Regions from separate parts of the Homo sapiens genome. Here region 2 is linked to region 1. Evidence: chromatin loops called from intact Hi-C (ENCODE). Cell type or tissue: heart right ventricle. All regions are shown on one strand. Each heading gives the region's core, and the rest is flanking DNA. Links, peaks and the distances in the headings are about the cores only.

Region 1 (5,381 bases), core at 96-5,095:
CTGTTGTAATGTGTGTCACTTCAGGGTGGAAGAGTTAGCTAAGAGTTGGTGAACGATTATCCATGCCAGCTTCCCCTGCCACAGTGATCCCGGCAGCACACACTGAGATGACAGACTGTCTGTCAATTGGGTCCCTGAGTCACTCTGTCAAACAGAATCTCGACTAAGTTTTGGAAGCTGTTGTTACCACTGCATAACTTCACCTATCCTTCTAGGAAAGGAGATTAATTTGGCAGAGGAGGCTAACACACATTACATCTGATATTTCATTAGCCAAAGTAAGTCACATCACCATGCTTAACTTCAAGAGGACAGAGATGAAAAGTAAAAAATAGGAAGTCAAACTCCCAGATGCCTTGAATCCCAGGGGAAATCTGGAATTCCAAGTCCCTGAAAAAGTCATGTCTGGGGTGCTGTTCTTCCTGAAGTGCACAAGAGAAAATTAAAGTTGGAAAATTGGTCAAAATGAATTTATACCTTCAGGTATAGATGACCAGAAAGGATCTAAACTCCTTAGAACTTAATAAGAAATCTCCTGAGCTGAACATGAAATTGAGATTGGGTCAAATCAATTTAACAAACACCCATTGAGTGCCAATTCCTTGTACAATGACAGTGCTGTGTTACACATTGCAGGAAATGCTTAGGAGTATAGAAGCCCTGTCTTTCTTTCAAGGAACTTAATGATCTAATTAGTGAGCTCAAACTCAACACCAGAGAGAACCACATAATAAAACTGTTAAATAAAAGCTTCAAATACTGGTAAATAGGATGCCACAAAGCCAAGCACTTAGTGACAAAATTCACCATATATGGAAATCCCTATCTATATGTTGAAGGGGCTCAGTCACCTCTGAAAACTAACCATAGTTTGCCCTTGCTTCATCCTCACATCTGCAGTTAATACACTCTTGTCAGTGGCTTATGGCTGAGGCTGACTACAAGCGCTACAAGTGGAAGAGATGGAGGGGATGTTCAGGCTCTCAAGAAAAATAGCTGAAGAAGAAAAAGCTCCTCAAGTTCTTGGTGGCTCAACTGGAAGTAGCCAAAAGCAAATAAGCTGCCCGTGGGGCCTGCCTTGTTTTGCCACATGCCCTCAGCATAATAGTGAAAGGACTAGAGGAAGGCCAAGGCCACAGCCAAGAAACTGCAGCATCTGGCAGCTATCTGGCTTTCATACCCCGTGTGCCCCCCTTGCCCTGCTCCAGATGGCTTGGCTGCATCAACCAGGGATGCTGCCAATGCACTGGGCAACAGGTGAGGAGCTCATTGCTGAATATGTCATGGCGCCTAGAAGTAGCACCAAGAGGTAGCACTCGAGAATCTGTCTTTGGATTAAAATGCAAGCTTGAGACCTTATTAAGGAAGACTTGACTATAACAAGGAGACTGGTATCTAACTCAGCCACTCCCCTCCCTCAGCCTAGTCCAAACCAAGCTGCGCTATGCAAAATACATGGCATCATGGTTCAAATGAAGGATCTGTACCTCTTTCCCCAAGTTTCTGGAATCATTGAAGATTGAGTGTAAATTATCACTCTTATGTGTATTCTCCAAGCTTCATGACTGCTTTCTTGTAAAGAAGAAAAGAGGTTCCTTTCTCTCTTCCTAGAGTCTGAGCAACTCACCAGGGTAGTACCCTGACAGCAGGATATCCAGCATCGTTGAGCCTTCCTTTGTATGGGGAAAGGGACAATATGTCAAATTTGGTGTCTACCACATCCACGGTCCTCCTGAAGGGAACAACCATGCCCATAGCCCAGGCTGGGGGACAGCCCTGCACAGGTCTAAAAGTGACTCAAAGGTGGCCAAGCAGAGCCTAACTCATCCCCTGGGAGATGGCCTGGCCTCCAAAGCTCTGTCCAGACAGGAAGAATGCAATTAACTCAGCCAATGAGTCTCTCTTCCCTTCCTCCTTCCCTTCCCCCTCCACACTTCCCTCAAAATTAACCAGGAAATACAGGGAAAATAGTCTCTGAATTGTTAGTGGGACCAGAAGCTAAAAAGATGTACCCAGAGAGCAGGTGCCATGTAGGAAAGCTATGGGACAGAGGGTATGAGGGTGTCAAGGTCAAGACTAAGCTGAAGAAATGAGTTAAGGAAAAGGTACACAGAGTTGAAGGTGAGGCCAAGCAGCCGTAGTGGTGTACACAGAGGCCAAGTCCCTGTGCTGGATAGGATGGGGATAGGCCCACAGCTGAGCTGTGCTGGACCCTAGACTGTTGCTGAGCCCAGCTCCAGCCTCCTGTGGCATTTTGCACACTACTTACCCATGAGAGTCCTGTCTCTAACCCCCAACAGCTGCCAATAACCCCCAACAGCAAGGCTGCCTCAGTGTATTCCAGCTCTTGCCCTCACACTTCCTAGCATGACGAGGGCCAGTTTCCACAGATAGTTGGACAGTGGCCAGGCTAGACCAGCCCTGACACTCCTTCACCCATGTCACCAGATGCTTCTCATATCAGGCACATGACACCTAGCACGTAAGGTTATATTGCTCCTTATTGTTCAGGGTTTGATGCGATCTCAACAGCTATTTGTTGTGTAAAATATTTTTAGCATGAGATTTCTATGTGTATGGGGGACCTGGAGGAACAGTTAGGGAAGAAGAGAATTATCCTAGCAGCCGACTGTGTCACATTCTTGATGATGTGGTCAGTGCCCTGCCCACATACATGCTCAAAAAATAATTGTCAATAATGCCGTCTTCATCCCACCTTCCTGTGTTTATAAAAGACAAGTGCAGAGAATTGAAAATGAGGTCTCAGGGGATCCCAGGCAATTGAAACTCTTCCTTCCTCCCTCAGGGAGTGAATCAGAGAACACGTAAGTGCACTCATGTGGTCTTCATAGAGAGATACTGCACAGGGCAGTAGATTTCAGGGAGGAAAAGAAAAGAAAAACCTTTTCAAGTCCATTTAAAACAATCCATGCAGCTGTTTCCTGAACTCTTCCAGAAGAACTGAAATACAAAACGCTACCTCTTCCCTCCATCACCTCCCCCCCACCTCCGCCCTCCTAACTGGCTTTCAGGTGACGCAATGATGAGACCTCTGCGGTGAGCTCTCATCTGGAGGGATGCAGAAAGCCAACGGAGCATGGGGTGCTGCCACCTCTTGGATGTTCATAGCCAAAGCAAGTCTCTGTCCCAGAAAGGATGTATTTCGGTGATATTATGAAATGTTAACGGGCAATCTGTTCTGAAATAATTGCTCAGTGTGTTGGCCTCCTTTTCCATTTTAGAATTTCAAAGGCATTGCAGGCCGAAAGCAGTGCCAGCCTGTTAGTGGTACCTACACTGATTAAATCCAGCCCATCATAACCACAGCTACACAAAAGCTCTTTTTCCCAATTAATGAAATGCAATTAATGGTATCATTGAAAAACTCCTGCCACTTCAATTTAAAGCTATTTAGAGCTTCAATTTAGAACTGTGTGCATATTTTAGAACATGCTTTTTTTTTTTTTTTTTTTTTTTTTTTAGCTGACACGATTAACAGCACCTAATTTCTGGGATACGCCCAAGTTTCAGTAGGGGAAAAAAAGAATGTTTACCAGAAACATACACAATAATAATGGCCTCCTTTCCCTTCCTTTCCTAAACACACAAACACACACACACACACACACAGAGGCTCACACACGTGCAACCCAGTTCAGTTCCAGTTATTCAACTGTTACAATGTCTCCCTCCCTTGTGGAAAACCTGATAGGTCTATGTTGGAAATATCTAGGGTGCTCTGATGTAGGATACAAATTCCAAGGCCTTTATTGCATGATGGTCCTTTTGAAATATTTATATTGATCGGCCCAGTTCCTGAGAGGAAATAGGTTGTTTCTCTTATTCTCCCAGGTATAGGTCATTTGAGCAGTTGGGCTGTCATTTTTTTAATCTCCACATTTCCCTAAGGATAGTGAGAGGATGATTTAAACGGCAACATTAGCTGCTTTAGGCTAGATTTTCAAAGCTACACCAGGGGAGTTAAAAGCCCAAATCCTGTTATTGTTACAGGATTAATGCACAGAAATCCCAGAATACCACTTTGGAATTGTAGCCAAGGAATATTATTTTAATGTACTATGTGTTATTTTTAGACTCAGATATAGCCCAATTATCAGCTGGTGTATCAAAAATGAGACAAGACAGATAGCTGTCTTGTCTTTAATCCAAAATTCCAATGATGTTTTTGGTGTTTGTGTTTTCTCACCCCTTAGAAATCTGGATATTTGGAGGAAAAAGGTAAAAGATAGAAACTACAGCAGCTACCTCCTACCTGCTTGGTTGCTATAGAGGCTGCTTCTTAGAGTACTGGTTCTATAGAATATTTTAGCACGGTTTTCCCCTCCCCCACCCAGGGGAGGCAGGTGGTAGGAAAAGGAGGTATTGAATCAGGGGTCATCTTGACCATACTGCAAAAAGCTACAAATCAACCACAGCACACTCATGATTTCAAGGCAGCAAGTCAGGGCTCCTTTCTTCAGTTATTTTTATTTCTGCTTTTATACATCTTAGATTGTTGTTCAAAAATAACCAGCTGTAAAAGGTCTTCCAGTTGCTTCCAAGCTGCCCTGTGGACATCAACCAACATTTATTGATTCTCTACATCCCTGCTGTTGGGTTTTATTAAACTGGGCTTGTCTTTCCTTTGGCCCCTGAGTAATTGCATAGGTTGGAGATGGCCAAATCACTGTCTCTCAGCTAACCCTAGTCTGTGAGAACTCCTGCCTTTCTGTTAGTCAAGAACTACTATGCCAGTAGTTCCTCTCACTGACTTCCAAGATTCCAGAGTATCTTCCATTATCTCAAAAGTTATTGTATCATCCTAAAAAGGACAAGCATGTTTGCACAGATCTGTTTCTGTGTGGGGTAAGTTAGGAGGGGGTGTATTCCCACTTCAATAAACTCACAGTTTCACTATGTCATCAACGAGGGTTTCACTTGGAAGTCTCCCTATGTTTGGCCACCACGAACTCACAGATCGCAGAGCCCTCTCAGCAGACAGAAATGAACCCTTTTTGAACCACCAGCAACCAGGAGCTCTGACCTTGCTTTTCAGAGCAGTTGTGAGAAGGATTAAGTAACATTTTAAGAAGCACTTACCACAGAACTTGGCACCTTGTAGGCTTCCCTGAGTTAAGGAAGCAGCACAAACAATTTAAAAAATTCTTTTATATTTATGTGTATTTTTCAATTTGCAAAATTATTTTTGTACATGATCTCACCAGCAATACAATGATGAGCCTTGCTAATGCCTATGGCAGGTACTCAATGTGTGTTTAACGTGGAGCTGACTCAAGTTACATGTCAGCTTTTCCCATGTAGTTTGTACATAGAGTTTGGGCTACAAATAGGACTGGAATGAAATTCTCCATTTCAGTTTC
Region 2 (5,381 bases), core at 241-5,240, 180 kb before region 1:
ATGATAACCACTAAAAGTAGTAGCAGTAGTAGTCACAGTGATCCTTCTTTGTAGAATAAGATTAGAATGCTGTAGCACAGGTACTGAAAGCAAATCTTGCAAATGATTCAAGCAGGGTTACCATCTACATTTGTGTTGCGTGGTTTGATTTTTCCATTCATAGGGCTACCTCGTCTCTCACATGCCCTTGCTGTCTTTACAAACATGGTGGGGTTTTGTGCCATGACCATGGCTTTGAAAAAGCCATTTGGCTCTTCACATATCCAAACTACATCAGGTCTTTCAGAACTCATTTTACTCATGCCTGAGGATGTGTCCAAAGAGAAGCCTATTCAGTTATAGTCTTTCATTGGCTCGAAAATTCAGTTTCAAACAAGAGGTGAAATTTGTTCCTCTCCTGGCTCTTTAGGGATGTAAGCAAAAATCTACCTTAGTGAAGAAAAATTCTAATTCCTTAGCATAAGAAATAAAAGCCAGGAAATTCCAGAATGGTCAAAATAATGGCTTATGTTATCTTCTGAGACAGCTTCAAAGAGAAATTAACCCTAATTATGACATCCTTGTTGATAAAGAAGGGAATGACAGGTCATGGGAATTGTCATTAAATGCTTTTTGGAGTGTTCATTCTTCAACATTCAGAGATAATAAGAATGATGATGGTGGCAATACTCAAAAGGAATCAGACATTTGCATAGTGTTCAACATGTGAGATGATACCAATTTTGAGAGACACTAGGATGTCATTAAGCAGGTGAGAGGCTATGCCCAGGAATGCTGTCTAATAGCCTCTCATTGTCATTATAATGGATCTATTTGACCATGTGACAAGCGCCTTACTTACATTGCCTAATTGAGTCCTCACAACAATCTGCTTAATGAGGTAGGCATTATTCTCCCTGTTTTACAGATGAGGAAACTGGGGGGTCAAAGAGTTTCTGTGACTTTCCCAAAGTCATGCAGCATATGCAGAAGAGTGACAAGTGCCAACGTGTACAGAGTCTAGGCTGTCAGACCCAATTCACCCAAGATGCATCCATTTAAACCCATGAAATTTGGGTAGGATAAATGTTTGCCAAATTCACAGGCTGGGTTTCTTGAATCCTCTATAATGTTTTTCCTGGCCCAGCTCCTTCCAGAGCGGTCCCTGTTCTCAGTCCCCATCTTCGAAGAGGAAATCGACCTGCCAGAATGACCAAGGGCTTCACCCAAGGGTTTCCACACTGTATTAAATAAGAGAGTCTCCAAACTGCCTGAGAGACAATTACTTACATAGAAAATATATTATATTTTGGTATGAGACAATCTCTCACCTCAAAATATACAGGAATAACCACTGCTTACGGTTGAAAACATTAGGAGGGGGTAGCTTTGGCTTTCAAAAGACTGCAAAACACTTTCCTAGTATCTTCGTCTGGGAAAATAATGGTCTTACTTCATTTCTTTAGGCTTCTCCCTGAGTCTGAATCTTATTTGAGAGGTCCTGGTGACTCCTTGTTTCCACAGCCTGCACAGGCAACATCTGTTCTGGCCTAAGGATGAGAACCTCACCTCCCCACCCAACACAGCTCAGCCTCAGGGGTGAGGGGAAGGAAGCACACATGCAGTTGCTCTCATCCTGAAAAACTCCTAGTGAGGAAGAAGCTTTCACACTCATGGTTCACAGAGAGATTTCAGCCAGAACTAGCAGTCTCACTAGTTGTCAGAGCCTCTTGTTGATTCCCACCTTCAGCAAAAATCCTTCAGGGCAGCAAGCGCAGCAGGAAACCTGTCATTAACAACCACCATGGTGTCACATCAGCGATTCTCAGGAGCCCTCACTCCACTATTTAACTCAGCTATTTACCTCATCAGGGAGAGCTTTGTTTGATTGTCAGAAAATAGAACATGTACATTTGTCTGTCATAAACACACACAAGCTCTCCAGAGCATAAATAAACAAAACGATCATGTACGTTGGTAAATGTGTTTGCATTATTTAACCAAACCAGATGAAGCATGTGAATAACCCTGCATATAAAGTACCATCAAGTAACTTGCTTGTAATCTGTCTTGTACAATACAGCCATTGCCACTCATTCCACTCACCCGATTCAGACCCTGGAAATGTACTATTTTTAGTTGGGCTTTGTACACCACTATTTACAAAGAGCACTGTTAAATCCTTTGAATAGCAGCCAAGAAGTTGGGTGAGAACCTAGAAGCCTGCCACACAGATCAGCATCCTAATCAACTCTGGGACAGCCAGTGCTAAAGATCTGCCTTTCTTTCCTTTTCTTCTTCCCCTTTGTCTCCCCGGGAATATCAATGTAAAAGAGGAAAGGAGACAAAGAGTTGGGCCTTATCTGTTCTTGTCGTTCAAATGGGTTGCTTTACTCACTCTCCTAGATAACAGCCCATTTGTCAACATCTTTGGCGGTTTAAGCCGTTCTTTGTCAAAACCACTTTTGGAAAAGATTTGACCATTTATTTACATGGGAGCCAACGTGACGGCAGCAGGTGCGTCATGGAAAACTCGGACGTGGGTGCTGCAAAGCCGCTGGGATTCGGTCACGTGACAGCCCGCCTGCTGCCCGGCCAGCGGGCCAAATGGCCACACGGGAAGGAGGGACAGAGGAGAAAATAGTAGGCAAAGTGTTGGCGTGAGGCAGGTGGTGGATGAGGCAGTCGCAAAGAGAAAGGATTGCAACATCAGGGAGGAGATGAAAGGCCTCATATCATTTTGCAGCCAACAAGAAACCTGAAGGAACTAAGTTTGGCTCTATTTCTACAGCTTGTGAAAAGCTGAGAATGGAAGCAATGACTGGGCTAATTCTGGACAAAATTTTTTAAAATGATTTTTGTCAGAGGAGCCCAGATCTTTGCCTCAATTCTTTGCTTTTGTCTAAATTGCTCATTTTTCCAAATTTCTGTAAGTAATTTTTTAGGTGATGTGAATTGATTTGCCTTTGGTATACCGGACAAGATTTTATTTTATTTTATTATTTTATTTTTGAGACGGAGTTTCGCTCTTGTTGCCCAGACTGGAGTGCAGTGGTGTGATCTCAACTCACTACAACCTCTGCCTCCCGGGTTCAAGCGATTCTCCTGCCTCAGCCTCCTGAGTAGCCGGGATTACAGGTGCCCGCCACCACACCGAGCTAATTTTTGTATTTTTAGTAGAGATGGGGTTTCACCACGTTGGCCAGGCTGGTCTCAAACTCCTGACCTCAGGTGATCCATCTGCCTCAGCCTCCCAAAGTGCTGGGATTACAGGTGTTAGCCACCGTGCCCAGCCTGGACAAGATTATTTGAGACATCTCTGGTGGCCTAAATCGTGAAGGGTTTGCCCCCTGTTTCCTTTTGTCCACTTTCCTCATAGTGCCATTTTGTTTTGTGCCTTCACTCAGCCTGAACTGGCTGGTGAAAGTGGCACAGCCAACTGTTGCCAGACAGTGATGTCCTGTCAAATTCCTGTACCTGCATGGGTACGTTCTCATGTTCTCTGAAATATTATTCCTTTCCCTTAACAGAGCTCACCAGACAAGAAACAGAAAAGTGTTTTGAGTACTTTGAATCAAAAGTGGTCTCTGAATTTAAGGCATTTTTATTATTTTATGTGTTATTTGTAGTTCAAAAGGGTCTTCCTATTCATCATAGTATTAGAGGCATTTGATGGAAAAGTAGTGTGCCAAGGTGATTAGTGACAACAACAACAAAAGCAACTTATTTTTGAGCCTGTGAAAGGCCCTCTTCTAGACACTTTATACAACAGCTGTATCCTTATTGATAGCCCTGCAAGGTAAGTATCATTTTTCCCATTGTGGAGAAGTACTGAATCTCGGGAGGGTACTGGGCCAAGGTCACCAGCCAATCAGTGACAGATAGGAAATTCAAACCTAGGTTTGTTGGGTTCTTTCTACTATACCAGGCAACACCATTTGTAAATGTGAACTCATTCTGAGCATCAAAGGACAATTGGCTTTACTTTGAAGAAACTCAATTCCATATTGGTTTCAGTTATTTTAACAAATTCAACATGCTTAATTATCTCAGAATTTTTACAGAATAGTAATTGTTAATTCCCTGGTAGAATTAGGCTTGCCTGCAACTATTTTTAATTCCTTAACATCTTCTAGGTATTCCACTTGACCCGATGCTTTTCCTTGATGTGGTCTGGAGAATGTGATCTATAGAAACAATGTATAAGAATATCCTGGCCGGTGGCTCACACCTGTAATCCCAGAACTTTGGGAGGCCGAGGCGGGTAGATCACGAGGTCAAGATATCGAGACCATCCTGGCCAACATTGTGAAACCCTGTCTCTATCAAAAATACAAAAATTAGCTGGCCATGGTGGCGCATGCCTGTAGTCCCAGCTTCTCGGGAGGCTGAGGCAGGAGAATCGCTTGAACCCAGGAGGCAGAGGTTGCAGTGAGCCGAGATCGCACCAGCCTGGGGGACAGGGCAAGACTCTGTCTCAAAAAAAAAAAAAATATCCTGACTTTCTTTATAGGCACATAAATAAATAAGGAAAGAATCTTTTCCCCAACCCTGAGGAGATAGGCAGTACCACTATATAGCAGGCTTGCATGCATGCAAACTTTGAAAGCAATCATTGAACAAAGCTTGGGCAAGGTTATGGTGAATAAGAAAGAGAACAAAGTTCATGAAGAGGTGCGAAGAAAACAGGAAGTAAGTGTTGGTAAATTTTGCATGTACAATAGTATTTCTGTCATAGTGAATGTCTTCTCAATAGATTATTCTCACTTTCCTCCTATATATCCATTTATTTTGTTGGACACCAACACCCAATAAAGATAATGGGAACAAATAAGAACTATAGCTCTTAATATAGATTCTAGAAAGTGAAAACTGCTTTTTATAGCTCTAAAACCAAAGCTTTTGGCTTCAATATAGATTGAAGATATCTCTCTACCATTTACTACCTGGGTTTTTTTATTCGCTTGTATAACCATGTTCTATTTCTGTTTTGTTTGAAAAGAAAATGAAATAGAATTACCTCCTACACTCACACTGCTATTGACATTAAATTTCATCTTCTTTTATTATGATCAGCAAAGTTACTCATAACACTGGAATTTGTTTTTTGGTTTTAAAGTTATAGCTGCTGCTGTTGTTGGAACAATTAGTATTGCTTTGGCACTGTGTTCCACCTAAACTCATGGCATTTGTGTACTATTTACCTTTCAGAAAAGCTATTTTCCAAGAAGAAAAAGAAAATGGAAGTACAAATTTCCAACAGCACACATTTTCTCTGCTCTCTCCTTGGCTCTGAAAGAGGATGCGTGAAACAGAATTTCAGGCTGTAATTAATGCAGCTCTTCATAAGATAAGAGGTTCTTTTATCTACAGAAAAATTGCTGCACTAATTCCCAACAAGA

The links. Hi-C counts contacts between places; a loop is a spot of excess contacts. Peaks named below come from ENCODE experiments on the same cell type or tissue, not always from the same donor. Only the 100,000 strongest peaks of a DNase experiment are listed, where the experiment ranks them.
Region 2: it touches region 1 in a loop (2.3-fold over the local background); 7 of 110 quality-filtered maps call a loop at or near these places.

The regions. Positions count from the first base shown.
Region 1 is chr4:128,452,171-128,457,551 of GRCh38, reverse strand. The region is part of intron 1 of LINC02615 (long intergenic non-protein coding RNA 2615); the gene reads right to left. Among named protein-coding and RNA genes, the nearest start is that of LINC02615, 27 kb to the right of the region's middle. In heart right ventricle, for the core only: CTCF peaks have their summits at 2,912 and 3,115 (motif pointing left); DNase peaks (open chromatin) are centred at 2,339 and 3,081.
Region 2 is chr4:128,632,528-128,637,908 of GRCh38, reverse strand. No RefSeq gene overlaps it. Among named protein-coding and RNA genes, the nearest start is that of LINC03140, 65 kb to the right of the region's middle. In heart right ventricle, for the core only: no CTCF peak of the experiment used is centred there; DNase peaks (open chromatin) are centred at 1,606 and 2,548; H3K4me3 peaks cover 449 bases; H3K27ac peaks cover 2,392 bases.